Linked DNA regions of Homo sapiens: region 2 is linked to region 1. Evidence: chromatin contacts called from ENCODE Hi-C data. All regions are on one chromosome and are shown on one strand. The core of a region is the stretch at or near the end of the contact, and the rest is flanking DNA. Distances in the headings are between cores, read along the strand shown.

Region 1 (5,609 bases), core at 1,170-3,669:
TGGAACAGAACAGAGAACTCAGAAATAACACCACACATCTACAACCATCTTCAACAAACCTGACAAAAACCTGACAAAAACAAGCAATGGGCAAAGGATTTCCTATTTAATATACGGTGCTGGGAAAACTGGCTAACCATATGCAGAAACTGAAACTGGACCCTTTGCTTGCACTTTATGCAAAAATTAACTCAAGATGGATTAAAGACATAAATGTAAAACCCAAAACCATATAAACCCTAGAAGAAAATCTAGGCAATAAATGAGGACATGGGCATAGACAAAGATTTCATGAAAAAAACACCAAAAGCAATTGCAACAAAAGCTAAAATTGACAAATGGGATCTAATTAAACTAAGGAGCTTTTGCACAGCAAAATAAACTATCATCAGAATGAACAGGCAACCTACAAAATGAGAGAACATTTTTGCAATCTAACTATCTGACAAAATTTTAATATCCAGAATCTACAAGGAACTTAAATTTACAAGAGTAAAACAACCCCATGAAAAAGTGGGCAAAGGATATGAACAGACACTTCTCAAAATAAGACATTTATGCGACCAAAAAACATATGGAAAAAATCTCAACATCATTAGAGAAATGCAAATCAAAACCACAATGAGATACCATCTTACACCAGTCACAATGACGATTACTAAAAAGTCAAGAGACAACAGATGCTGGTGAGGTTGTGGAGAAATAAGAATGCTTTTACGTTGTTGGTGGGAAGGTAAATTAGTTCAACCATTGTGAAGACAGTGCGGGGATTCTTCAAGGATCTAGAACGGGAAATACAATTTGAGCATGTTCTCACTCCTAAGTGGGAATTGAACAATGAGAACACATGGTCACATGGAGGGGAACAACACACACCAGGGCCTATTGGAGGGCTGGGGAGTAGGGGAGGGAGAGCATCACGGCAAAGAGCTAATGCATGTGGGGCTTAAAACCTAGATGACAGGTTGATAGGTGCAGCAAACCACTATGGCATGCGTATGCCTATGTAACAAACCTGCACGTTCTGCACATGTATCCCAGAACTTAAAGTAAAATAAAAATTTGAAAAAGATAAAAAAAGAAAAAGGGGGTTGACCATGTTATGAAAGGGCCACACGGGGAAACACCTCGGTCATTCAGGAGGCAGAGGGAGGGGAAACTGTGGGCAAGAGCAATTATTGAGATTTCCTGGGAAAGAACAGGTGAAGAGGGTAAGCAGGTTTAGGACTGGATCATTTGAATAAGTTTAGCATATTTAGGACATAGTGGCTATAGGACATAGTGGCTGTCGGCTGTCCTTGGTTTTCTGGTACCTGATCTTGGGTGATTAGGGCAGGTGGATAGTGTCTTGGAGTGTAAGAGTCTGGTAAAGGAGGTGGTGGTTGGGGCATGGGCTCTGAGTTGGTTGGTTGGTATTTGAAAAGAGCTCAAGAGCAAATTGTTTACCATCTCTTGGAATTGATCAACCTTGGCAGGGAGTCCTTCCAGAGTCAACAAGGGCCCAGATGTCAAAGCATCAGAACCCAGAAAATAGAAGACATGGTTGACACAGAAACAACCCCAAACCCAGTAAATATAAATAACATAGTTTACAACTAATACATGTATCGTATACCAAAGGAATGAAAGAATTTAGAGAAATGATTCTCACCTTTGGGAATACATTAGGATGACCTTTGGATTTATAAAGGTAATCACGTTGAATCCCTATCCCAGACACTGACTTAAGTTGTCTAGCGTGAGGCCTGGGCGTCTCCTGATAGGAGCTCCTTTTAAGAGCTCCCCCAAGTGATTTTAATTTGTAGCCCAAGTTAAAAACTACTGATCTCTAGATCTGAAACTGAAACTCAGAAAGGGTAAATAATTTGCCTACATTCCACAGCTAATATGATGGTAAATACACATCTCTCTTCCAAATTAGAATTTAGTTACTTTTAAAAGAGGAAATACAATATTCCCCTCCAAGTAACCAATGTTTTTCCCATCTGAATAACCCAAATACATGTTTTATTTTGTTTCCAACTTTACATATTCCTTGCATTAACCAAGTACCTATTTAATATTATTGCAGAGAAATCTTTGAACCCAGGCATAGTTGATACCTAGAATCTTTTTCTGTCCAGCACATCAACTTCTGTCAGGCTTTTACAACACCACCCCACCCAACTCATACGGTTATGGCTAGCCTGTGAATGACACTGGTGCATATAGGGCTGAGAGTTATCCCATCATGGTATTCCAGCATTTTATCTTTAGTAATTGGTCCAAATGATGATCACATGAACTAAGCTGGACCAGTTAGAATGCTTCCACCAAGATTTCAAATTTGGATGCTGGAGAGACGATGTGTCTCTGCCTTGTGGATTGTAGGCTGTAAGCACCAAGCACTGAGTAAGCTTCTTTGAGATCCTGTCTAAGGCATGAGAGAATGATGCCATCAGGAAGAGAAACACAAATACAAACAGAACCACAAGACGGATAAGCTGATATCATTGTTTGAGCTTCTGGAGTTAGTCAGGCTTAAATACAAACATCTCCACCCATGGACTTCGCAATTATATGAGCCGATAAATTTCCTTTTTAAGTTATTTTAAATTTTGTTTCTGTCACTTTTAACTATTCCTTACTAATTCAGATGTTTTCAAAAAGTATGTATTATTTGGGGTCACAGTCCTGTACAATATAACCAGGGAGTGCCCAAGAAGACTTTGAACTGGATGTGCTTTTCTTCTTATATGTACAATTGCTTCATTGTGTATGTAGGTTCTCCAGATCCAAGTTTAAAGAAAGGCTGTACTGCAAATTAAAAAATCACCAATAAAATATTTCGTAACAGTCCTTTAGAGAAGACTGAGATTCCAATGACAAAAAAAGCCAATAAATCAAAATCAATTACTAAACATCTGCTGTGTACCAAGAAAATGTGAAATGTATAGGGAGGCTCCAAAAGTAAAGAGGACATGGTCACTACTCTTGAGAAGCTCAGAACTTGTGGGGAAAACATGGACCCAAAGTAACCAGCACTCCAAGATAAAGAACACGTGGCAAGTTGCCAAATGAGCAGTATAAGAATACTTTAGGGCTACATATGTTTAAAAGAATGAGCGATAGTTGTTAGACAGAGGTGATCAGAAACACTTATTGTTGTTTTAGAGGAAGTGAAACCTGAACTGTCCCTTGAAGAATGGAAAGTTTTAGCAGAAAGTTTATTTTTGCCTACAAAGATAAAATTCCACGTAACAGGCTTGAGTTACTTCAATACTGCAAATATAGACCGATAAAAATCGAATTTAATGCAGTAGAAACCCATCTCATTACCTGCAGTTCCATATCATTATTTTGAAATATTTGTTACAATGAAAAAAAAGATTTATGAAGAATATAGTATCTGTCAAATACTTTTTGAGATGGTTATGGTTCTTGTCCCTAAAGGTTTTAATCTACTTAGAAATTTCAAATAAATAAGTTATTAATTTGAGGGCTGGGCACGGTGGTTCACGCCTGTAATCCCAGCACTTTGGGAGGCCGAGGCGGGTGGATCACAAGGTCAGGGGTTCGAGACCAGCCTGACCAACATGGTGAAACCCCGTCTCTAATAAAAATACAAAAATTAGCTAGGCGTGGTGGCGGGCACCTGTAATCCCAGCTACTCAGGAGGCTGAAGCAGGAGAATTTCTTGAACCCGGGAGGCGAGGTTGCAATGAGCCGAGATCACACCACTGCACTCCAGCCTGGGCGACAGAGTGAGACTCCGTCTCAAAAAAAAAAAGTTATTAATTTGAGTAATATCTAAGACAAGATACCTAACCCAAATTAAGGAAAGTCAGAGTAGGATTCTTGGGAAAAGGAGCATCTAAACTAAAGCTTTATTAGAAGTCAAGTAGAAGTAACAAAGTTTCTGAAATGAGAAATACCTGTATATGGTAAATCAAAAGAAGGTCAAAGTGGTGATATGAAGGTACTTGTGAGAGTAGAAGGGGCAATAGAGAGTTTAAACAGTGTTTATTAAATAGTGTCGAGAAAAAAGGCCATGATGATGCCATAGAGCAGCTGCTCTCTAGTAGCATGGGTCCCTGTGGGTCTTTGAGACACTTTCACAGAGTCTGTGAGTCAAATAATTTTGGCATAATGCTAGTACATTATTTGTGTGTAAAAGCTCATTCTCTCGTAAGTGTACAGTGGCATTTTTCACTGTACATTTGGAAGAACCATGTAAAAGAGTGAACCAATATATTCCAAATAACAAATCATGATGTTACAAAAATCATGCATAGATAAAAATCCACTAAAGGTGCAAGATAGGCCAATGTACAGAACTAGACAGACTATAAAGCAGTAGTCCCCAAACTTTTTGGCACCAGGGACCAGTTTCATGGAAAACAATTTCTCCATGGACCAGGGGGTAGGCGGAGATGGCTTTAGGATGAAACTGTTCCACCTCAGATCATCAGGCATTAGATTCTCATGATAAGCATGAAACCTAGATCCTTCACAGGTACAGTTCAGAACAGGGTTTGTGCTCCAGTGAGAATCTAATGCTGCACTTATCTGACAAGAGGCAGAGCTCAGGCAGTAATGCAAGCAATGGAGGTAGTGGCTGTAAATACAGATGAAGCTTTCAGTGGCTCACGCCTGTAATCCCAACACTTTGGGAAGCTGAAGCAGGCAGATCACCTTAGGTCAGGAGTTCGAGACCAGCTGGGCAACAAGGCGAAACCCCGTCTCTACTAAAAATACAAAAATTAGCCTGGCATGGTGGCAGGTGCCTGTAATCCCAGCTACTTGGGAGGCTGAGGCAGGAGAATTGCTTGAACCTGGGAGGCGGAGGTTGCAGTGAGCAGAGACCGTGCCGTTGCACTCCAGCCTAGGCACAAAAAATGAAACTCTGTCTGAAATAAAGAAATATAATAAATACAGATGAAGCTTTACCCGCTCACCTGCTGCTCAACTCCTGCTGTGCAGCCCGGTTCCTAACAGACCACGGACCAGCCACAGAGGTTGGGGACCCCTGCTATAAAGCATTCATGAATATGATTTTAGATTTCATATTGCAACTAATCTTTAAGAAACTATCACTTTTTGAATTTTGATGTAACGTAAAAGATGAATATTCACAACTACTAAAATGGCTATTCAAATACTCTTCCCTTTTGCAACTATATATGTGTATGAGACCAGATTTTTTCATATACTTCAACTGAAGCAACAAATCACAACAGATTTGCCAATCTAGCTAACTTCCGTGAAGCCAGACCTTTAAAAGATGTTCAAAACTGTCAAACAATTCTACTTTTATAACTAACTTTTGGAAGACGGTAGTTCCTTTTCATAAGAAAATGGTTATTAGTGTTATTTTTAAATGAATTAATTTATATATTTCAGTTTTAACTTTTAATATGATAATTGTAACTAGATATAACTCACTTAAACTCTTTCGGGTCCATAATTTTTAAGGGTATAAAGGGGTTCTGAGACCAAAAATTTGAGAATATCTGCCACAGACAGTGCCCTGGAGATTCTACTTTAAATCTGCTTGAGATCTCTTTTTTTCTTGACTCTGTGTGATTGGTGAACATTTGGAAGTGGAAGTAACTCAACGTTTATTGAGA
Region 2 (5,609 bases), core at 1,431-3,930, 1.1 Mb before region 1:
AGAAAGAGCTCTTGTATAACACTCCAAGGATACAGTTTCTAATCCTCCTCCAACACTGATTTGCTTTGGATCTTGGCCAAATGATTTATACATGAAGAGGTTAGGGATTTCTATACCGTATCTCATGGTGGCCAAAAAAGTTAATTTTTTTTTTTTTTTTTGAGACAGGATCTTGCTCTGTCACCCAGGTTGGATTACACTGGTGCAATCATAGCTCACTGTAGCCTTGAACTCCTGGGCTCAAGTGATCCTCCCACCTTAGCCTCCCAAAGTGCTGGGATTACAGGTGTGAAACACCACATTCAGTTAATTTTTTTTTAATTTTTTTATTTTTTGTAAAGATGGGTTGTTGACGAGGCTGGTGTCAAACTCCTGGCCTCCAGCAATCAATCATCCCCACTCAGCCTCCCCAAATTCTGGGATTACAGGCGTGAGCTACCGAGCGTTGCCAAAAGTTGATTTAATTCTATGACATTTCTATAAAGATGTTATAAATGACGATATACAAAATAGAGTCCTGAGGTCTTAGTAATTTGCGTGATCTTAATCTAACCATAGAGTAAAACTTCACAATCCAACTTTTCCACGTTGTTCCCCTGCCCAAATGGTTTCTTATGCGCGCAAATGTGGTGACATGCTGTTCTTCATCACATTTTTACAAAGAGAGATAAATACACCTATAGTTCTAACTTAGATGTACGCCTCATTTAAAATAAAGAGTAATGCTACTCAAAGGACCTAAAAAAGTACAGTATTTCGGTTGACTCAATCCTGACACATAAAACTTAACGTTTCAGTAATGATTATATTGGATGTTTATTAAAACTGAGGCTATTTTCGAAAATTTCAAATAATTTTATTAAAATTAGCTGGTCAAGCAAACAAAATTTGTAAATTTCTGTCACAAAATAAAATATCTAAGACCAAGGCACTAAAAATGTGATGTTAACATCAGTCTAATTTCATTCAATATTTAATTAAAATGTTGCTTCCTTACAATTCTACCCCATATAAAAATAATTCCTTTTCCATAATTGCAAATGCTTCACAATAACATACTAGGCCATAAACAGTTTAGCTTCAACCTGTCATTTTTCACGAGCTCATTCAAGTCTTCAGTGACTGCTTTCTCCCAGGACAGACAACTGAGGGTCCTGATGTAGGAATTACCCTGACTGTAATCAAATCTCAGGGTAAAAACATGACAAGTCCGCTTTCCACGCTGCTCCTCTGCCCAAACTTTCCCCTTTCATTCTGGGAATGACCATCGACTCTCAAAATGATGTTAAACAACAGCCCACAACTGATCTATACTCCCTCTTCCGACAAACCCTATACTTCTCTATATCAAAGCAGCATTTGCCAAGTCTTGGTAGGGAGCACTTCAGGTCATTCCCAGAGAGATGCCCATACATAAGGTGGAAGTGTCCATGTTGCAAGGCAGTGCAAACGCTCAGATTTCAAGCATTCATAATGCGTTGACAGAAACATTTTTTTTCTATTTAAATCTCATGTTGATTCCCACTCTGGCAGTGATTACGTCCTAAGTCATTACGTCGCTTTTTAAATACCAATTTGTCAAGAAAGGTAACTCCATCCCATCCAACAACAGACTTGAGCACGCCAAGTATCGCTCATTTTTCTTAATTTGCTCTAAGTTTCTTAATAAACTGAGTGTTTCCAAAAGAAAATTTCACAACCCGCACAAATGCCATTTCCAAATTTAACTAACCATGGCTAATACTTAGAAGTGTAAGCGTTAACACAGGAAAATCAGCATGAGGGACAAAATACACACACATATACACTCACACACACACACACAATCCTTAAACACTGAACTAGGGCGCCAGCCTCATGTTTAAATATCTCAACTTGAACTCCACTGAAACAAGAGGAAATTCTCACTAGCCAGGCAGCAGTAAGGCTTTTGTGGACACCTCTTATTTTCAAAGAACCCTCTTTTTAAAAAGTTGAAAATTAATTTCTAACTGCTTTAAAGGGCGCATGACTGGGTCAAAAGATAAACACAGAAAGTGTAGGACACTCTCAGGCGGGAGCAGCGCAGGTTTAGCCCCGGCCGGAGGGGAAGGAGGGAAATGAGTGAGGGGTCAGAGACAGGAGGAAAGACGCGGGAGACGCGGCACCCACCGGCGAGCAGCCCGGGCTAGGCCGAGCCCGCGCCCAGCGCCCCGCGCCCGCCGCGTCCCCCACACCGGGAACTGCCCGTACCTGTCCGACACGCCGGGATGCGCTGCGGGGCCCGCGACGCCGGCGCCTCTCACGGCGCCGCGTCCGCCGCCCGCGAGCCAGGAAGCCACCGCGGCCTGCGGCTTCCCGCCACCGCCGCCCGTTCCTTCTTCCAGGGACACGGCGAGCTGGCTGAAAGCGTAAAGGAGCGAGCAGAAGCCGCAGGCCACACACAGCACCACGACGCGCAGGTAGCGCCGCATCGCCCCGGCCGCGCTCCTCCTTCGCCGCCGCCGCCGCGCCCGCCCCGACGAACTGGAGCGGAGGGAGGGGCACCGCGCAGCCGCGGGCGCAACAAGTTCCTCACCCGCAGCCGCCGCCGCCGCCTTGCGCCCGCTCCCTTCCTTCCCTCCCCGCCCACCACCTAGGCGAGCGCAGTCGCGGCTCCGGAGCCGAAGGACTACCCGCCCGGAAGCCTGGACACCGCCTCTGCCGCCGCGCGCTCAAGGGTCAGCGGCAGCGACGCAACCCCGCCCCTCCCCCGGGCGGGAGGGCTGGACGCGCCGGCGCAGTTCGCGTGGGAGGGACGCAGGGCTGGCGCGCAGAGGGTGGTGTGAGTGCGCGGAACGCGGCGCGCCTGAGGGCTATAGCTAGCGCAGGCCGACGCGCAGGTGAATGGGAGCCCTGTGGGTCTCGACCGCCGAGAGAGGGGGAGCGAAAGCCTCAGGGCTCTGGAGGCAGTTGACCTAAATTCTAATTATGGTCCTTCCACATGGTAGTTTGTGACATTGGGCAACCTAAATTCTCTGAGCATGTTTCTTCGTCCCTAAAATGGAGCTACTATCCTCATCATGGGGTGGTTGTAAAGATTAAACTGTTTAACGCTCGAAAACCGCCTAACACTTAGAAGACACTTGACTAGGCCAGTTTCCTCTCCATCCTCCCCCAGCCTCTAAGTTTCTGTGATACTATAATGTGCACGAGCCATTTTCACCCCGATAAGCTCATTGCTTCGTGTGTTTGGTATGCGGACCTTACCTCTTGCCTCCCAGCAGACAGTGAGTTCCTGTAAGGCAGGGCTCTTCCCTTTGACCTTTTTGACCTCCCTCACAACTCATTATTTTCATGTGCAAAACAATTAGTATTCTCTCCACAGAGCTTCTTTCTTCCCCAGTTCTTCTCCCTCTTCTTCTGTGTTTCCACTACGTTCATTCATTGACCATTTATAAAGCATCACTTGTGCCAAGCTCTGTGTGAGTACCTAGGGGTATAAAGAGGCCTAAGTGGAGCGTGGGTGGGACAGCGGATACTTGTAAATAAGCGCAACGCAGTGATAACAGACTTAAGATCCAGGCCTGTAAGGGTGTGGGCATACACACAAAGGAACAATCAGTTCTATCTGTGAGTATGGTCAAGAGAGACTTCATAGCAAAGGTGGCGCTAGAGTCTTGAGTCGGGTAAGGGAAGTAATTCCAGGCTGAAGGATCAATAAACAGGCTCTTGTGTAGGGAACTGTTGAGAAGTTTGATACCACCAGCTAAGTGAATGCAAGAGAGGGTATGATGAGCGATAAGCGCGTAGAAGGGGCCAGATATTTGAGTGCTTTGTTTAGCACACCAAGGAGTTTGAATTTAATCTGCAAGACATTAGTGAACCATTGAAGGGTTTTTAAATAGGGAAGTAACATGATCACAATTGCATTTTAGAGAGCAGATTCTGGCTGTAGTGTGGAGGCTGAAACAGAGAGAGGAGAGATTGGAGGCAGAAAGCAGCACCAGTGCCAAAAAGTGAGGGAAGGGATACTTAAAAATACACACACACACGAACACACATTCATGGGGAAAAATCATGCGTTTAACTGCTGAAATTGCATCTGGGGCGTTGAAAAGTTTGGCCATGAGATACAAGGTGGGGAAATGCTGCGCAAAATAGTAGCAGTCTCCATTTGGATCCTTGGCTCCCTATACCAAAAAAGTAGTGGTTCTGTGACCATGATAAAGTCACTAAACAAATTTAAGGTTCAACTTCCTCCCCTTCTTGCTTTACCTGATAAAAAATGAACATTAGCATGCTATCAAGATGTGTAAAGAGAATGAGAACATACATTTATGCATTCAATAAACATTTATTGAACATATTCTACATGCCAGACAAGGGGCTCTGATGCAGAGTATTCAGAAATAAAAGGAGTGTACTGCTCTCAAAGGGAAAACAGGCAAATAGAAACCACAAGTATACTAAATTAATACTTCCACTACACCTTACACTTCTTAGAGAAATGAAGATAAACTTAACGAAGTATCCAGAATGATAGGAAAAGCATTGATAAGAATGAAAATACCTTTTGAGAGAAAGCTGAAAGATATGGTACCAAGAAACTAGAGTAAGAGCTAGTACTCAAAAAATGTTTAATTTAAAAGATACTAACTATAACTCTTCTCTATTTCAACAAAGAAACTAAACGTAGTAATAATTAAGAATAACTCCTTGACCCACAGATGGTTAAAATAATGGAATGGCAAAAAGAGAAGGCAAGCAGTTTTCATTTCTGCAACAATTTTATGAAAAGAGCAAATCAGGAAAAATAGCCACTCATTTATTGACGTCAGGGTACTGGACCATATCATCCTTTTAGGTTCCTTCTAATCCTGTAATTTTCTGTTGAAAAATTATATAAACCATTCCAAAAATAGAAATGATTTTTCTATTACTCACACATCATCTTAACTGGCTATCTTGGAGGAGCTGTGTGCATGCTGGCATCCCCTCTAATTATTAACCGGATTTACACGTTGCATTTTGATATTCCTAAAATTAAGTTAATGAAAGCGCTTTAACATATTTGATGTCACAACAGTTAGGTGTTTCTTCCATGTACTGCGTGAAGGTATGTATTCCTAAATCTATTTTTTTCTCTCTATACCAGTCTCTTAATTCTCTAATGATAGACTGATATCCAAATTTTTAATCCATGTTGACCTTCATTCATCGTATCAAATAGGTAAATTTAGGTGGAGAAAAAGTAATTTAAAATTATCAATATTTGTTGTTTAGGAGATAGAGATCTCCATGATCTGGAAAATTCTCTGATTCAGAATTAAGCCACATCTCAATAATTTTATATTTAAAAGATTAATCTTGATTTTTCGTATAGCTCTTAGTACATCCTGGATATATAATAGGCGTTCAATTAATGGGCGTTTTCTTTTTTTTTTTTTTTTTTTGAGATGGAGTTTTGCTCTGTCACCAGGCTGGAGTGCAGTGGCACAATCTCAGCTCACTGCAACCTCCGCTTCTCGGGTTCAAGTGATTCTCCTGCCTCAGCCTCCTGAGTAGCTGGGACTACAAGCGCGTGCGTGCCACCAGGCCCGGCTAATTTTTTGTATTTTTAGTAGAGACGGGGTTTCACCATGTTGGCC

Evidence for each region. A loop is a pair of places that touch in the nucleus more often than their neighbours do. Pooled maps may share reads with other maps.
Region 2: a map of mammary epithelial cell shows a loop between it and region 1 (3-fold over the local background). The contact joins the promoter of GXYLT1 here to the enhancer-like site in region 1. A Hi-C loop is called at or near these places in 4 of 168 maps with a recorded cell type or tissue (IMR-90, chondrocyte, endothelial cell of umbilical vein and 1 more), 2 of 37 single-sample maps with no recorded cell type and 6 of 50 pooled maps.

The regions. Positions count from the first base shown.
Region 1 is chr12:43,275,357-43,280,965 of GRCh38, forward strand. No RefSeq gene overlaps it. Among named protein-coding and RNA genes, the nearest start is that of LINC02461, 120 kb to the left of the region's middle. Within about 2 kb of position 2,420, at least 4 of the 41 ENCODE cell types and tissues checked have a DNase peak (open chromatin) inside an H3K27ac peak, as active enhancers do; they include endothelial cell of umbilical vein, where a contact is called at or near this core.
Region 2 is chr12:42,142,194-42,147,802 of GRCh38, forward strand. It overlaps GXYLT1 (glucoside xylosyltransferase 1), which reads right to left and starts at 2,681. Exons shown (of 8, transcript NM_173601.2): 1 at 2,233-2,681. The coding sequence starts at 2,453. RefSeq lists silencers at 2,069-2,298, 2,379-2,878 and an enhancer at 3,039-3,108.